Regions from separate parts of the Homo sapiens genome. Here regions 2 and 3 are each linked to region 1. Evidence: chromatin loops called from intact Hi-C (ENCODE). Cell type or tissue: CD4-positive, alpha-beta T cell. All regions are shown on one strand. Links, peaks and the distances in the headings refer to the core of each region. The heading gives the core; the rest is flanking DNA. Region 1 overlaps LOC105373714 (a long non-coding RNA gene). Region 2 overlaps ACVR1 (activin A receptor type 1). Region 3 overlaps NR4A2 (nuclear receptor subfamily 4 group A member 2).

What was found. Peaks named below come from ENCODE experiments on the same cell type or tissue, not always from the same donor. Only the 100,000 strongest peaks of a DNase experiment are listed, where the experiment ranks them.
Region 2: it touches region 1 in a loop (2.0-fold over the local background); 5 of 110 quality-filtered maps call a loop at or near these places.
Region 3: it touches region 1 in a loop (4-fold over the local background); 2 of 110 quality-filtered maps call a loop at or near these places.

Annotation. Positions count from the first base shown.
Region 1 is chr2:157,894,903-157,900,680 of GRCh38, forward strand. All of the region lies in intron 1 of LOC105373714 (a long non-coding RNA gene), which reads left to right. Among named protein-coding and RNA genes, the nearest start is that of ACVR1, 21 kb to the left of the region's middle. In CD4-positive, alpha-beta T cell, for the core only: no CTCF peak of the experiment used is centred there; DNase peaks (open chromatin) are centred at 2,459, 2,919 and 3,839; H3K4me3 peaks cover 1,934 bases; H3K27ac peaks cover 3,854 bases.
Region 2 is chr2:157,779,121-157,784,898 of GRCh38, forward strand. ACVR1 (activin A receptor type 1) reads right to left here. Exons shown (of 11, transcript NM_001111067.4): 4 at 1,217-1,480. Among named protein-coding and RNA genes, the nearest start is that of ACVR1, 94 kb to the right of the region's middle. In CD4-positive, alpha-beta T cell, for the core only: a CTCF peak has its summit at 3,144; no DNase peak of the experiment used is centred there.
Region 3 is chr2:156,319,134-156,324,911 of GRCh38, forward strand. NR4A2 (nuclear receptor subfamily 4 group A member 2) reads right to left here. Exons shown (of 8, transcript NM_006186.4): 8 at 5,304-5,778. Among named protein-coding and RNA genes, the nearest start is that of NR4A2, 11 kb to the right of the region's middle. In CD4-positive, alpha-beta T cell, for the core only: no CTCF peak of the experiment used is centred there; DNase peaks (open chromatin) are centred at 1,308, 2,598 and 3,148; H3K4me3 peaks cover 1,577 bases; H3K27me3 peaks cover 3,976 bases.

The DNA of each region.
Region 1 (5,778 bases), core at 1,151-5,150:
TTATTTTATTGCAGACAGTTTAAAGAGATGTTTTACTGTTCTCACGTTTCCCCGCTACCCCATAAAGAGAACCAACTAGACGAGAGTAAAAACTTGATCAATTTAATACTCTGGTCATGATCCCAGCAACTAAGGAAGGGGGCTGTGGGGGGGAAAGCCAGCGAGTTTCTTTCTACTCAAATTCCATCTCATTTTTATTTTCTCTTAATGTTTTTTTGAATCCCAAGTTCCAAAACCTGTCCCCTATTATGCAGTGCAAACGAGAACAGATGGGGAAAAGTTATGTTGGAAAGGGCTTTGGAGGGCCACAGAGAAGAGAAATATGACTACTCAATGTGTCACACACCAACTTGCAGCTGCCACCAGCCCTTCCACACAACGAGCTGCGTATGGAACCAGCCCGGGTGCTCAGGAGGAGCGGGCTTACTGCAGGAAGGGAGCGCAATTAGAGAACATTCGCTTTACTTGTGTTTCCTTGAAAATATGAATAAAGAGCGTAGCAGCAGCACAGCCAACAAAAAAGAAATAAATCCAAAGGCTAGCCTGGCAAATGGTTAGCTGTACCTCAGAGTTTCCCAAATGTTAACCGATCATCGGCTTTCTTCAGCCTTTTTATTTCAGAGAAATGCCTTTTCATGTCTCAAAGTCACCATTCAGTTCTTCTCTCTGTCTAGGAATTATTATTCTAGAAAGGTCATACTAGCTTTCATGCATGATGTGGCCTTCCAACCAGTATTTTTCAGTATTCACAGGGTGCTTATGAGTTCACTAAATATTTCAAGTGTGAGGCAGGTGACCTGGTTTTAAATGGCAACTCTGCCAGTTACTAGCTGTGAGGCTTCAGGCGAGTCACCTAGCTTCTCTGAGCCTGTAGTACATCCTGTCTGAAACAGAGCTCGCTTGACTGACTTACCTTCAAGGCTTTTTGTATTCAAGGTAATGTATATAAATGTCTGACAGAAGAACAATGTTTAATATATAAAAACTATTATTACTGTGATTATCAGAAAGCACAGAAAATGTTATTCTCTTTTCTTTGACTATAATATAAAGATACTAAGAATATATATAATACCATATATGTAAAGATAAATTATATATATTTGGCTAGGAATCCCTAAGAATCTATGCTGAAAGTAATTGTAAGGTTAATGTGGTTTAAATTATTTGATTCAAGTAGTGATTCAGGTCATATAGACAGTATCTTTGAACAAATATCAGTGTTGTAAACAGTTGTGTTATTGAGTCCCGCAAGGACTTCCTCTGAAATTGTGCCTGTCTTTGTAGAGTGATTATGCAGGAATTTTTCTATCAAGGAAATACTGTTTTTCTTCCCAGGGTAATTTATAAATTACCTAGATCAAAATCTTTACAGGAGGATGTTAAAATGCAGTTTCCAGGGCCCATCTCAGACTGTATTTTCAGCATCTCTAAGGCATATAGTTCAGGGATCTGCATTTTATTTAAAAACAACTGGTAATTCTTAAGCACACTGAAGTTTGAGCACCACTTTCTTAAGGAATGGAGATAGTGATAATTCTAATTCTGAGAGGTTTTCAGCTACCTTCCTTCTTTCACCACACACACTCAGGCCCAGAAATACAACAACTGCTAGTGAGACAAAACGGTTGGAATTTGGTAGATTTAGCTTCTCTCCCCCACAACCTCTGTTCTCTGTCTAGTTAAGGCTGGACTATTCTACTCATACCCTCCTTGTCCATAGGAGACATTAGCTTGACTATAGTTTGTTCTAAATGGGTGGCCATACATCCCAGTGTGCCCAGCATAATTATTAATAGCACTCTTTTTCATCTCAAAAGTGTCCCAGTTTGGATGATAGATTATACACCATTACCCTAGGCCTAGAAGACATTTGATTAACACGTGTAGGACACGAATGAGGACTGGCAAAATTTCTAAGGTATGTTATTCATGAGTATGGGGAAATATACCCAGATACCATTGACGACAATGAGAAATGCTTTGGGAAGTGACATAGGAATGATCAGAGAAAATTATATTCTCAAGTTATCCCATAAATTCGCAGCAAGAAAGGCAGGACATAGAAAAACTAGGAAGTCTAGACAGGTTAATATCTCCTCTCTCACCAAGCAACTGAGCCCCCCTCCCCTGACCAAAAAAAGCATGAATCTCGTCACCGTACAGAGTTGGTTATTTTCCTCCTTTCTGCTTAATGGCTATGATCTTGGGCAAGTTATTGAGTATCTCTGAACCTCACTCTACTCATGGGTAAAAAAGATAATAAGGCTTACTTCAGTTTTGGGGAGTTACTGAAATAGGTGTGTAAACCAGCTGGCACTGTGATTAGGTGCTCAATGGTAGCAGTTCCACCATTATTCTTTCCATCATGGCCACTCTGCACTGTAGTCTCACCAGAGTCACATGACTTTTAAAATAAAGTGTTCCTGTGAGAGGAGCCACAAGGAGGCTGTGGAAGTGGGAGTTGATTCTTGGGTTTAAAGACTTTTTTTGGTTTGTTTTTGTTTTTGAGAGAAGGTCTTGCTCTGTTGCCTAGGCTAGAGTGCAGTGGTATGATCATAGCCCACTGCAGCCTCAACCTCCCGGGCTCAAGCAATCCTCCCACCTCAGCCTTCTGAGTAGCTGGGACTACATGTGCACCATGCCCAACTGATTTTTGTATTTTTTGTAGAGACGGGGTTTCACCACATTGCCCAGGCTGGTCTTGAGCTCCTGGACTCAACCAATCTGCCTGCCTCAGCCTCTCAAAGTGCTGGGCTTGCAGGCATGAGCCACCATGTCTGGTCTTTCTCTTTCTGTCTGTCTGGCTTGCTTGCTTGCTTGCTTGCTTGCTTGCTTGCTTGCTTGCTTGCTTGCTTCCTTTCTTCTGTTCTTCCTTTCACTGCTTCTCTTTTTTTTTTTTTTTTTTTTTGACAAACTCAGTCATAAAGTCTTTGGTGAATGAAAAAGAAAGTGAAAGATTAAAGGGAAGAGCAGTAACTGAAAAACAGGTGCCGTGGTGCACACTTGTAGTTCAAGCTACTTGGGAGGCTGAGATGGGAGGATTGCTTGGACCCAGGAGTTCGAGGTTGCAGTGAACTATGAAAAAAAAAAGATCACTGAAGATGGATCAGAAATGGCAGATTTATAGACCTATGTGAGGCAAAAAAAGAATGGAAAGAAAAGGAAGGAAGGAGGCCAGGCACAGTGGCTCATGTCTGTAATCCCAGCACTTTAGGAGGCCGAGGCTGGTGGATCATGAGGTCAGGAGATTGAGACCATCCTGGGTAACATGGTGAAACCCCATCTGTACTCAAAATACAAAAAAATTAGTCGGGTGTGGTGGTAGCGCCAGTAATCCCAGCTACTCGGGAGGCTGAGGCAGGAGAATCGCTTGAACCCGGGAGGCGGAGGTTACGGTGAGCCAAGATTGCGCCACTGCACTCCAGCCTGGGTGACAGAGTGAGACTCCCTCTCAAAAATGGAAAGGGAAAGGGAAGGGAAAGGAGAGAGGAAGGGAAGGGGGAGAGAGAGGAAGGAAGGAAGGAAGGAGGAAGGAAAGAAGAAAAAAAAAAGAGGTGATGAGCTGTAATCTCTAGTCAACAAAACCTGACTAGAATGTTGCCTGAGAACTTCTATAAAGGGTCCTGCAGGTTTTTTGAGGAATATGGGTCGGGTGGGGAGTAGCCCATCCTATGGAAATGATACTACTGTTCATATAACTGTTGCCTCTCAGCCATCTAGACTGCTGTTTGGGTGGGCGGGATGGAGAAATACTATTCTGTTAAAACTAAGAGCTTTGAAGTGGAGACAAACACAATCTGGTAGTATCACAGAGGCATTATTCACCCTGATGACTCACACTCTGGCTCCCACACAGCAGAGGCAAGAAGTAACATTAGTGACCTTGAAGATGTTGGCCAAGTATAGACCCAGCATTAAAACCTGAGTTCAAATGAACGTGTGTGTGTGTTTGTGTGTGTGTGTGTGTGTGTGTGTAGAGAGAGACAGAGACAGAAAGAGAGACTAAGAGAATACATGTTAAAGAGAATGTATGGTGAACAATTCTAAAAACCAGTATAAAAACTTCATATTGAAAGAGCTAACTCAACTAAATAATAAGTACTTACAAGGAAATAATCATTATGTGAGTGGGTCTCAGCTCAAAGCATTGATAAAGTTGTTCAGAGCGAGAACATTTAAAAGCATCATTGTTAGTGAGGAGGTAAATAGGAAACCCAGTCCCTATTCCTGGGCTCAAATCTCCCTCATCATTTCCATTCATCATGACTCTTTATGAATCCAGTTTGCTGAAAGTAATGTTTTCTGTGTTCCCAACCACACACTGCTCTATGTTCGGAGCCCTACAGACAAAATTCAAACAGATGCAGTCCCCAGGCCTTTGACAACATGCAATAGAAAGCAGACAATAATAAAAGAATGCATCGGAACCTACAGATGTGCAGGCAGCTGCACAAATGGCAAACAGAGTCATGACCTTAGACCAGATGGTCCCTGTGGCTTAGTAAAAAATTATCAACGTAGAACCCAGGCACAGTTTCAGGTTGATAGAGATAGCTAGTTCCTGGAATTGTACATTGAAACCTCAGAGAAAAATAAAAGCAAAACCAACCATGAAGTCATTTAAAGCTGACGAGAAGAGAGAACTTTAGGAGTTATGTACTAAACAGCTAGAATAGAAAGGGTTTCCAGTTACGGAGTTTGCCACATGGAAAAACCAGGGGATGATAGTGGAGCACACCATTGTAAACAGTGAAGAATCTCATTGGTCACCATGTTTGCATGGACAAAAGAAGAGGACTGGAGTGCAAGGGCTGTAGAGGATGGCTTAAAGGTAGACTTGAGACAAGTGTACTCAGAGTTTGTTTCTCGTTTAAGTTTCCAAAGGTTTTATGGTTATGTTTCGGGTTATATTTGTCCCTCAGCATTTCTTTTTTTTTTCTTTCTTTCTTTTTTTTGAGACAGAACCTCTCTGTGTTACCAGGCTGGAGTACAGATGCGCAATCCCGGCTCACTGCAACCTCCACCTCCCAGGTTCAAGCAATTCTCCTACCTCAGCCTCCCAAGTAGCTGGGACTACAGGCACATGCCACAATGCCCAGCTAATTTTTGTATTTTTAGTAGAGACAGGGTTTCACCATTTTGGCCAGGATGGTCTCGATCTCTTGACCTCGTGATCTGCCCACCTCGGCCTCCCAAAGTGCTGAAATTACAGGCATGAGCCACTGCACCCGGCCCTATTTTTTTTTTAAAGTGTTTACCTTTCATGGGTGCATATAATAGTTACAGGAAGTAAGGTGTGGTTTACTCAGAATTCATAACTATAATTAAAACAACAACAACAAAAAACCTCTTAGGATCTTTTCTCTGCAATTAACAGTAGCCCAACTCAAAATAGCCTAAGGAGAAAAGAGACTATCATAAGAAAATCCATGTGTTTCCCAGACTCCAAGAACTGGAATGTAGGTGGGTCGCACTTAACCACACTTAAATACCACAAGCACTCTCTGTCCATCTTTTGTCTTTGTTTTGCCAGTTGGCTTCCTTCTTTGCTTGCTGCCAGCTAACCTGCTGTAGTGTTCATGCGTGCACATGGGAAACACAACTGCCAATAGGCCACATCTTATGTTTCTTCCTTTTCAAACAGCAGCAAGATTGACCTGAGTCTTAGTCTAATTCCAAACTCCTGGGAAAGGGTTAAGATTGATCCCATTTGGGTCAGGTAGCCACCCCTGAATGAATTAATGGTAGCCACTGGGTCACAATGTATTAACTCAG
Region 2 (5,778 bases), core at 1,236-5,235, 120 kb before region 1:
TACTGTGGCCACGCTAATCAGATTAGAATGTCCTTAAATTCAAAAAAAAAAATCTTCTATTAAAACTCAAGGTCTAGCAGAGTGATCTGCAGATTAGAAACTTCACAGTTGGTATAATAATGTTTGTATGAATTCAGACATTTGTTTATGTCCATCCACCCAATTAATAAAAATTTAACTCACAAAGTATAACAGTAAATTTTATTCCATCAAGGACCCTTTTAGTTTTAACCATGTAAATACTTGATCTCCTTTAAAACCCTCTTTGATTATTCAATCCTATTTGCTTGTCAGAATTTAACCTTTTCCATATGCCTTAAAGTCATCACCATAACTTCAAAATTACTAGAACATGATCTTGCATCAGCTTTTTTGTTCTTCTGCCTCCTTTCTTGCTGGCTGACATTTCTAGTTTTGGATGCTCGTCGTTACCTCTCCTCCACTTTTTGGTTTGTTTCTTTTTTCTGAGTGCAAAATTAAATAACTAAACCTATTAAAAATGTACTATATGGTAAGAGAATAAATTTGGCTTGGAATGAGTTTACATAAATGTTTGCAGAGACTTTAAGATTGCAATTTAGGGCTCATTTAATAGGGAAACAGTTTCAGAGCTGGACTGGTTTCCTTAGCATATGCAATCTGTACTGATGGTAGAGAGAAGATTCCACAAAAACTACAGGGTTTGTGCGAAATCTCATCCTGCTTCAAATTTCAGTGATAGGGTCACTGGGCATCAGATATGGGAGAAGAGGTCAGTGAGCCTTCTTTTATCTCCTTCCTCATAAAACAGGAAAGGCATTCCACTCAGTCACCAGTCCGTTCTGTTTTCCTCCCTACACACTTGACACAGAGATGAGTATTTACTAGCAGAATTGTTTCAGAAATTATGAATGACATCATGGGTCAGTAACATAAAAAGGTATTGGGAGCTGTTCACCTGAGTCACAGCAACCAAGAGAAAGCTAACTGGTCAGCTAAGCTGTCCCCAAGATGGACATCACCTTGCTTACATTCCCCAAAATGCCCATCCTTCTTTTAGATGCCAAAAGGCTGTTCCTTTCTCTTCTTCACCCAGGGTGACCTTCCTTGTAGCTCTTCGCCTCTGATTCAAAATGTAGGTGGAATGCCTCATAGCTACTTAGATCTTTAACCCACACGGACCCAGGACAACACTAACAAAACCCCTTGATCTAGAAATAGAAAAGTCCATGGGAACCTTTAGTGGGCAGCTGGGCCGTGATGTTCCTGTTACACCAGTCCCCTTGGCAGCACTCCACGGCTTGGCCAGGGGACGGCGGGGTCTTACAGGTCATCTTTCCCTGCTCATAAACCTGGAAGCAGCCTTTCTGGTAGACGTGGAAGCCATCGTTGATGCTCAGTGAGGAAAAGCACTGCTGGCCTTCACAGTGGTCCTCATTACCGCAGGAGAGACCTTCACACACACACATGTAGAGTTTGGGGTTGACCTTGGGCTTCTCATCTGCAAAGGAGAGAAAGGAAGGGGAAAAAAAAAAAAAAGAGGAATTACCGTATGAGTTTCACCTTCATTGAGGGAATGACCATTCCAAACACCTCTATCAACAGAAAGTCAAGCTAAGCATCACCATCAACCATGAGGTCCACATTCTGTCACCTTGTCACCTAACCAACCAACAAATAATAATTGCCTCTCAACATAGCGATTCATTTATATAAGCTGTGCACCCTTTTAGATCATATTAGGACAAAGACTGGCTATCATCTGTCCACAGACTTCTGAAAATGAGCTTCTCCCCCTGTGGTGTTCATATAACCTTCAGCGTGATTGGCTCTAAGATCCCAATTACTGCATCAAAATAAAATGTTTTACTGGAACATAATGTTTATCACCTTTATTCTATTCCAAAAAAAAAGCTCCTAAATATATGGCAGCTATTAATACTAATTTTTGCTAGCTCTGTACAAATCCCCATCAACTCGTAAAACAAGGAATGCTGACATTCTTGCAGGTACATGGCAGAAATATACTACAAACTGAGTATCCCTTACTCGAAATGTTTGAGACCAGAAAAGTTTCAAATTTAAAAATTTTTCTGGATTGGGGAATAGTTGTATTTATCCTGGCTGAGCATCTCAAATCCAAAAATCCAGAATTCAAAATGCTCCAATGAGCATTTCTATTGAGCATTGGGTCAATGCTAAAAAAGGTTTGGATTCCAGAGCAGTTCAAGTATCAGGTTTTGGGATTTGAGATGTTCAACCTGTAATATAATAAGAGTTTGCAAGGCTGTACAATCTATAATTACAATCCATGGTACCAATATTTCCAGCTAGATGCCTAGACTAACTTTTTCACTAGTGGTAACACTAAAGTTTACATAGATTATAGTGGGAATTAACACCTGCTTAAGAATTTTTGGCTGGCAGGAAAAAAATGGTGCCAAATATGGAGAATGAGGGCACAAGGAGACCAAGAGAACCGAATAATGTTTGAACAGTAAGGTGACAGGTGGGACCACTGGAAGAATACACACCTAGGGAGTTCAAGGTGCAATGGAAAGAGGCAGAAACGGATGATCAGGGAAGCACATCTAATCACTCTGCTTAATTGTCTCTTTCTGAGAATACTTATTTGCATCTGCATTTTCACATTACTCTTTTCTCTTCCCTTGTCAGTATGATTAGTTTAGACTTGCTGGTCCCACAGTTTCTACTAGTGGGGAAGGAAACAGAGGATAAAATGTAAACAGCCAAGTCCTAGAGGCCACTGATTAGTTAGCTGAGGCCACTTTTGCCGAAGCACTGTTCATATTAGGAAATTCAGCTTTCAGAGCTCCCTCCAAAGGTCTATGGCACATAGAGGCTGCCTTCTAATCCCTGAACCCTCAGTAGTGGGTCTAGGAGATAAATGCTTCTTTCTTAAAATAACAGGTTGGGTGGCTGTGCTTTCCAGAGGAGACCTTAAGGTAAGGTCTTTGAAAATGTCAAGTTCATTTACACAGATTTGTGTGGGTGTGTGTAGAGATGTGGGTTATCTCAAAAAGAGAAAAGCATTCTTAATCTTTCTTCTTCCCTCTTCAAAGAAGTGGAAAAATAGTTCACTGCCCACTGTAATGTGGGTGCCTCGTCCCACAGAGTAAGTGCATGCAGACACACAGACACAGCCTTCTATTTATAATTGACTTGCTAGTTCCTTTGAAAACCACAAGGGGCTCATCCAAGAGCAAAGACATGCCTGAAAGCAGAAAATCCAAAATAGCCGCTGACAGTCTATGTATGTCACCAGTCTCACCCCTGAGAATCAAGAGCCCTCAAACATTCTTAATGAGCAAAAGTTTTAATGAGCAAAGAGATAGTCTTTATGTTCCTTGCCTGGAGAAATCCGAAGGAAATTCCAGCACCAATCTATTTCTATGAGGATGAGAAACATGTATATCTGTTGACATAATCCAGCAAAAAGTTTACACTTGCCAAAAGAGAGCTGAAGGATAATATTTCCAGGGAGTCTAGACATGCTTGCCACTCTTGAATGGCACAAAGCAGGCTGAGGGCTGCCAACTATGCTGCCCAACAGGTGATGATTCTTTGGAGGGAAGTGGATGGGTGGAGTGAGGGGGAGAGTTCATGGTGTCAGACTAATTTGCTTGTGATCTATGGCAGAGAATTGAAAAGACTATGCTTAAACCTGAAATAATGCAATTTATGTAAATTTGAAACACAAACATGTATTTTAACATCCCGAGTACTTTTAAAAGATCATAGATACCCCAGGATATATACCTAACCCATTGAAGAGTATGTGCCTGTTGACACTGGTTTGGGGATAAGGGGTTAGCACTGGGATGAAGGAGCAAAATAAAAATAAAGTAGGAGAGAGCTGTTCATGGACTGACAATGAATTGACGAGTATGATTTACTCAGCTCGCTGAACGTATGGGCTGCTAAGAATAACAATAAACCAGCAACGCTAGACTAGAAGAGAGCCTGCTCATCATTGGTCCTAAATGGTCCTAAACGGACAGTCCAGGGAACCAAAGGATTAAGGACACCCATGCTTGTAATTTAAAAATGCCAAATTTTAAAAAAATAAAGTAACAACAACAATCATTTCTCTAATGTGCTCTCAAAATAAACTGTTTTTAAAGTTCCATCCCAAACTAAATTCTAAGTACACAGATGCAGGAAGGGGCACTGCTTTTCCAAGGTCTCTAGTTTTTGACAGGCTGTGCAGGGAGCCTGGCAGACGTTTGGACTATAACCTAAAGAGTTTGCCAGACGTGACAGCCTCAAGTAAATATCACCTTCAGTAAAATTTAACTCATTATACCTAACTCTGTGGTGTACCTAGGCTTTAATCCTGCAGGGTCACAAACTAAATCAAAGAGATTCATCTGTTTATTAAGCACTCTCCTTAAATTCTTTATATACTTCCTGTAGTTGTATGTGGACAACCAGGGATTAACTGCCTGTAAGTTGGTGATTCTTTTCAGTAAGATGTGAAATACCAGGGTTTTCATAACCTACCCTCCACAACTGGGGAAAAAGGCAAGGAAAGACAACTGTTAATGATACGTAATAATTAACTCAATCTCTGATATGAAAGAACCCTGAGCTGAGTCTAACAGCTAACAGGGAAGTACAAAACCTTCACTAACTTCTCTTTCCTATTCTGTTCCTCATCCACTGTTCAATCTTCTTACTTTGTATATTCCCATATAACTAATTAGCAAAGTCCTTCATCATGTATTTATTTTTTATATATACCCAAATATAAATGAAGACCCTAAATTCATAAGAATGACAGGATGACCACACAGGTGCACACACATGCATGCACACACTCACATTCGCTACGTGCCACCTTGGCAATTTCATCTGACAGAGTGGAGTAGATGGAAGTATTTTCTGAACTAGAATTATGAAGTCAACAAAGAAGGTTTAAAGCAAGGTAGTAATAGCATTCTCGGATCTTAATATCCACAATTCTAAGGAAGACAGCGGGACTCCAAATGTCCATGACTCACTTTTTCAGTCTTGTCAAATTTAGGAATAAGCATAACATGTGTGGGCCTGTGATATTTTATTTGGTGTGGGAGTGGGGGTGGGGTTCGAGAATGATCACAAAACCCCTTTCAGGGCCACAGGTATGGGTGTGTGGACTCCTAATCTTTCAGGCTGTGATATAAATACAGTACACATCAAGGAACACCAAGGAACAGATAATCAGATTCTGTGACTGATTTTCAACAGTACTGACAGGAAGCACCGTATCTGATGTAAAGTATTTTACACTTGCCTGTGCGAATATCCAGGAAGTGCCCTGGCAGAAGGCAGAAAGTCTACTCCACCTAATTGACATTCATTTGAATAATTCAGTAATTTAAATGTCAAGCCAGAGGTATTCCCTCTCTGCAGAGCTCACCCACATTGTTTGTTCTAGAAGGCACCTCCCGGCATTACTCAGTGTTATGGCTGGCACTGCGTGCCCTTTGTATCACCAGAGCCAGAGCCGTGTGAAAACACTCGCAGCCTGGGCTGGCTGGGAACAGCAGGGAGTTCTGACCACAAACAGGGACTGCTTCGGAACCGCCAGGGAGAATACGGGGCTGGCTCCACAAACCAGCGGTGCAGGCTGGGAATCCCAGGAGTTCACCATGGCCAGCTCTTTAAAAAGATTTTTCCTGCTCTGTATGATCCTCAGTTCACCACCTGGGCACACCTCCTCCGAGTCTAATGCCGGACTAGCAGAGAGAGAGGCAGACCAAAGAACATCGTGGACTTTTAAAAACTGTCCACAAT
Region 3 (5,778 bases), core at 600-4,599, 1.6 Mb before region 1:
CTGAGACCCCCCCATAAATATATTTCATAGTGTCACCCAAGAAAAATTGCAGCAAACAATGCTTAGACGTCTTATATTTTTGCTATCCTGCAAAGCCCTCATAATTTCTATTCTATTATTCTTTCATTTCTTTAGAAGAAAATTCTGATGGCAACCCAATATAATATCTTTGAAAACCACTAATGGGTCAGGACCCTCAGTTTGAAAAACACTGGCCTATTTGCAGCTTATTGATGAGGAGTCCTCTCTCTGTCCTTACCCTTCTCGAAATCCCAATTTAATTTGAGTCTGTCAAAACAATCCTCTTGTCCAAGCTTCCAGAGCCAAGAAATTGTGGTAGACTCAATCCCTCTGGAAGTCCCTCTAGTACCCGATGAAAGACTTCTCACACTCGCAGCAGCCGCCCTCTACTGTACCAGGGACGTCTCTAGCAGAAACTTGGGCATTGTATCTGCTAGAACGGGTGACACATGTCCTGGAAATCCTAGTTTATCTAAACACAGGTTGAGATAGAAATAAGAAAAAATGGGAGTGAGAAAGATTAAGTGTGGGAAGAAGAAATGAGGAGAAAAGCGTTGAAGTTGAGCTCTGCTAGGATCCAGGTGCCGGCTCGGCGCTGTGTCTAGTTAAACTCGGCGCGACAGGGTTCAGCTAAGCCGAGAAGAGGGCAGCGAGCGGCCCGCAGTCAGCATCTTGTAGAGAAGAAGGAGCGCTCCCAGCCGCGGGAAGATAAGCGTACAGGCGGCCCCAAGGCCCCTACAGGCGCAGCCCTGATCTGGCCACTTGACTAGACGCTCGCTCCAGCGCTCGCAGGCCTAGGGCTCATTACATGCGTTGCGAGGAGACCTGAAAGCAGGGCGGGAACGCACAATCTATCTTCAGAGCTTTGGGTCGTGAGCACACGTGTGGAGCATGGTTGTGGCATGGGCGTCTGGGCCCCTCTCCTAGACCTCCACGAGGTGCGGACGCGCCTCTGCCCCGCCCTTTTGTGCGCCCTCACCACTAGAAAAAGAGTTTTCCCCAGTGTCGCGTGGGAGGTCGCCCCAGTCCAGCTCAGCGTTCCAAGAGACCAGAGACTGACCGGAAATCGTTGGGTGCAGGGAGAAGCAGGAGACGCGCTCCGCCTCCTGTGCTCGTGCCCTAGCGCAACAGACGCGACCTAGAGGCGACGGCAGCCTGTTGCAGCCTTCGCCCTGAGGGTGGGGGGCGGGGGGGTGTAGAACAGCTGAGGAAGACGCAGGGAGCAGCTGGGGAGGAAAGGGAGGGACACCGAGGAAACAAAGTTCACCCAAGTGAATGCGTCCTAATTGCTCCAAGGCTCTCTCCGCAAAGTCTACGACTGCAAGCCGCAAAGTCAAACTACGTCTCCAAAACGCAGTGGGCAGAGCAGGAGGGCTTGTGTCTCCATTTTCGCCGCAGGGCGGATCGCGGACACAAGTCCTCTCCAGTAATTCCGAAGCCTCGAAATAAGACTATGCTGGGAGGAGGGGTTGGGGGGTGACTAATAAGAAGGCGTGGGGGTGGGGGTGGGGAGTACGCGGCAAGAACCCTGCTTTCTGGAATTCTCCCGCCACTGTCTGCAGGGCCCAGAGCGCACTTCGCGGCTAGGGAACAAAATTGCCGCTCTCTTCGAGCGCCCCCAGCGTGGGGTGGGGCCCTGCTTTCCCGCGTCAGGACCGCCCCACCAGGCGCCCTCCGACGGAAGCTGGACTTTTCCTAAGGAAAGGCAAAGTCAAAGTCGGAGGAAAGATCTTTCTTGCGGCCCCAGCTGTCGCTCCTAATGGTCTCGGGGAACATACTAAAGGAAAATGACTTTAAATCACAGTCTTGCCATCCTAAATAGTTATGTGCAATATTTTGGTTTCTAGCAAAATTTAAAAGTAAAATGGGGATTTCCATATGTTCATTTTATTATTAAAAACGAATTACTAAAAAGTGATGACCTGTTTGGAATTCATATCTTGCTTTACGAGCAGTCAGCCAGTATCGACTGAACACAATAAATGCAGGGGTGCGAAACGTGATTGCTCGGGTTCGAGTTCTGTCGGATGCACCGATCTAAGCAGAACCTTTCCCGAAGACTTGGAATTGGGTGCGCTTTTTTTTTTAAGTTGTGGCTGAGCCCTATGGGGAAGAAGGGTTAACTGGGCGTCGGCTGAGACCCCAAACCCTCTTCCTCCTCCATGAGACTCCAAAATTGAGTCAGTCCCAGCCCATAGTTGCCTGGGAAGCTTGGAATCCTGAGAAATTCCGGGGTGCGGCCACTATGCAAGCATTCCTATTCTGACAGCGGGGACAAATGGAGAGGGGACCTTACAACCTCCTTTGGAGAAGAATATATGAGAAACTCACTTCCAGACCTCTATTCAATAGTGAAAATAATACTGAGAAAAAGTTTTAAAATCTCCAAGAATAGATACTCTCCTTTCCCCTTCCACCTTGAGGGAAACGGTCTCCATTTTTGACCTGGATTTGAGAGCATCGGGGCTTGAGACAAGCGCGTCTTCCACAGAGAGAGGCGAGGCCCAGGCAGGGAGCCCCCCAGCCTTTACTCTCGGCACCTCGGCGCTGCCGCGCGGCGGATACAAAAGGAAACGGACGAGCGTGCGACGCGAGGCGGGGAACTGGTGGCTCGAAGACGCGCAACACGCGCGATGCCTAGAAGTGCTCTGGTGTCACTCCCCTGTATAGGACCTGGCGAGATGGAATTGTATCCTGTACTGGAAAACTCTGTGATCAAAATATTGCAATGAAATTAAACTTTTCCCTCACAGATCTGTTTGTATCTTGGAAACATTTCTGCAATGCCGACGCCTAGGTTTAAAATACAATTAGATAATTTGATATTCTCGGTGACGCACTGACACCGAGAAAGCCAAGAGATTCTCCAAACAAAGTGAAATTGAACCTTCAAATGACATTCTTAAGTTTGCAAGAATATCTATATCTCCTTGTTGTGCTCCTTGCATGCGGAGAACCAGTGGCCCGTAAGACTTATGACCGGTGTTTTTTAGGGGAGGAGCCACCTAAACTATCTAGGAATGGAGTCCAGTGCCAGAAAGAAATACACAAGGTCGTTGGGTGCCGCTGTCACTGCAGGGCGCCATCGGCTCCCTGGGCCTTACATATCTCTCTTGTGAGAATCAGTACCCCAAATACTCTCTCTCTCTCTCACACACACACACACACACACATCCACCCATCCACAGCGGAAGGCCAGCAGGGCACCGAAAGAAATTGTGGCGGTCGCCTGGACCGCAGAAGGCAGACCTCAGGAAGGAGCAGGCGACAGCGCTGCTCACTGCTCACTCGAGCTTTGAATTAAGGCCATCTTTCCATAAACTCAAAATGGGGCTAGATAGCAAAGACTTAAAATTAGACCTTCCCTCAGAGCTGAGAACTGTATGGTCATGTCTTCGGAACAATGATCATATATTTTCCATTGCTGGAACGATACACAATAACTGAAATGCTTAAGAGGACGCGGGAATACGAGGGCGGTATGAAGCCCTCATTACAAAGTTTAATCTCTTTCTGAAGAAGGTAATGCAACGTCTGGCTTTTGGCAATGCAGCGTGTCTGCTGTTTTTCCTCACTTTACTCCTAGAAACATTAGGACAAGAAAAGTCCTCAGCTGCATCTGGAAAGATGCAGGGGCAATGCATGCGACGCTCTTCACCCGAGCAACTCGGTGCGCGGCCGGCCGGGAGTTTGACAGCGACTCTGTGAAACAGAAAAGGCACTAGCCAATTTGCAACTTAGGAATCACAACTGAATGTTCCGCGAGCCGGTGCAGTCGGCACGCGGACATGGTGGAGGGTCATCTCTGCCTCCTTTGACCCCAAATTCCCGGGAGGCGAACTACCCGACACCCCCTTGGCCTTGGGTGTTGCGCAGCCGCTTCCTTAAGGGAGAACCAGTCACAGAGTTCGTTTCTGGGTTCAACTCTCGGGGATTGTGTGACGGAATGTCATTGTCTCAGGGCTGCAGACACCTGGGAGGGAGATGAGTGCTGAAGGCTCTGCAGATTCCCAGCATTTCTAAAGAGCTTTTCTCTTTCGCTTTACTTACTGCTTTGTGGCTTTACTTGGGCATAAGATGTGAAAACAAAATGATATGGCTAGTCTCATCCTTTCAAGAAAGTCAAGAAATTGAACATTTCGTTATTATTTAATCTCTTATGTGGCCACCCTATTTGTCCCTCAGTTACCCGGAGAAAAACGCATCTCGTAAAAATAACCTTATATTACCACCGACACCTGCATTCTCTCTTTTTGCTGACCCGCAAAACGTGTCTTTTAAAAAGAGGGGAAACAAACAAAAGAAAACCTGAGCGCTCTCGTGGCAATTTACAGTTCTAACTCTGCATTTTAAAAACAATAACACTCTTCATAAATTTCAGTGACCCAAAGGCCATCTGTAATTCACTAGGGTCAGCGAAGGAGACCGTCCCCATCTTATGCTCTCTATGAATTCACAGCTGCCCTAAGGTGAAACTCGTTGGACTTCATTTGCCCAAGGACAAGGGTTCTGAGTGGAAGCAGCTTCTACAGCATCAGTTTCCTTTCTTTTTTGAAAGTTGGTGCTGGGTGGAATCCTAGAGGCCCGGATACAACTTGCTTATACTAGGCCCAAGACCCAACACATAGATATTTTATCATGTACCTGAGAAACTTACACGGGAGAAATTCTATTCTAAAACTACAAATTGCACCTCATCACCATCCACTGAATGAGGAAAATAAAGAGTTGTAAGAACTACCTCTACTGAGTTCTGCTCTGTGCCAAAGTGACCCAAGGCCCAAAGGGCCTGAACTGCTTTGCCCTTTCTCCATGACCCAACAGTTGTAAATTGAGAAATTGGAAAATCGGAGATTACATACAACACTCCTCAAATCCATGTTGACTTCTTGAGTCTTAAAAAGATACTTCCTAATCACTGTGCAAGACAAGTACTTGACTAGACTCTGACCTTGCTCAAGTTCAAAAGCTTTTGGGTCTCCAGAACTTCTCTCCTGAAAGCTACACTTACTTGCAAAGTTAACAGAAGAATTGAGATATTCTAAATTGATCCTAATAAATATTGGTCACCAGACTGGAAAATTCTGGTTAAGAAAAAATATTTTACTGAATTATCTGCATAATTATTCTGGTTCACCTGATTTCTTTTGCCAGAATAGATTTAGGCTGTTTAAAATTCAGATATTGAATAAGTGACCTATCCCAAATTAATCTCCAACTGTGTATGTTATGTTGCTGTTTAGTCATTATTTTTTCTGACCCAAAAAGAAGACAAAATTCTGTTCATTTACATGGTTTATTGTTGTAAACATTAAAATTGTCTTTCTCAAAGAAAGAATTTATCAGAAAAAAAATCAGCATCTCTAACTGTCATACACCATAGAAAAAAAGGCAGTGACTCATATCATGTGCCATACTAGAAATATACAAAGAAAAATACTACAGAATATGGCAATATTAAAATTCTTACTCAAACAAAATAATAAATTAACTGACAATTTTAGACATAAAAAAAATTCAAAGTGCTCAGTTATTTCCAGGGAGTTATGTATATTATAAGCACTCTGGAAACAGTCAAAAGCTGCTGCATGCAAGTTTTGTTTAGCTTTAGACAACAAAATAATCAAGATATAAACTTTCTTTTTATCAACATCAACGGTACATACAACACTTACAAACAAGGAATGTTGGACGGTGTTACAAACACTATGTGTCCCTTTTGTCAGGATTTTCTGATGTGTAATACTTGTGCCCACC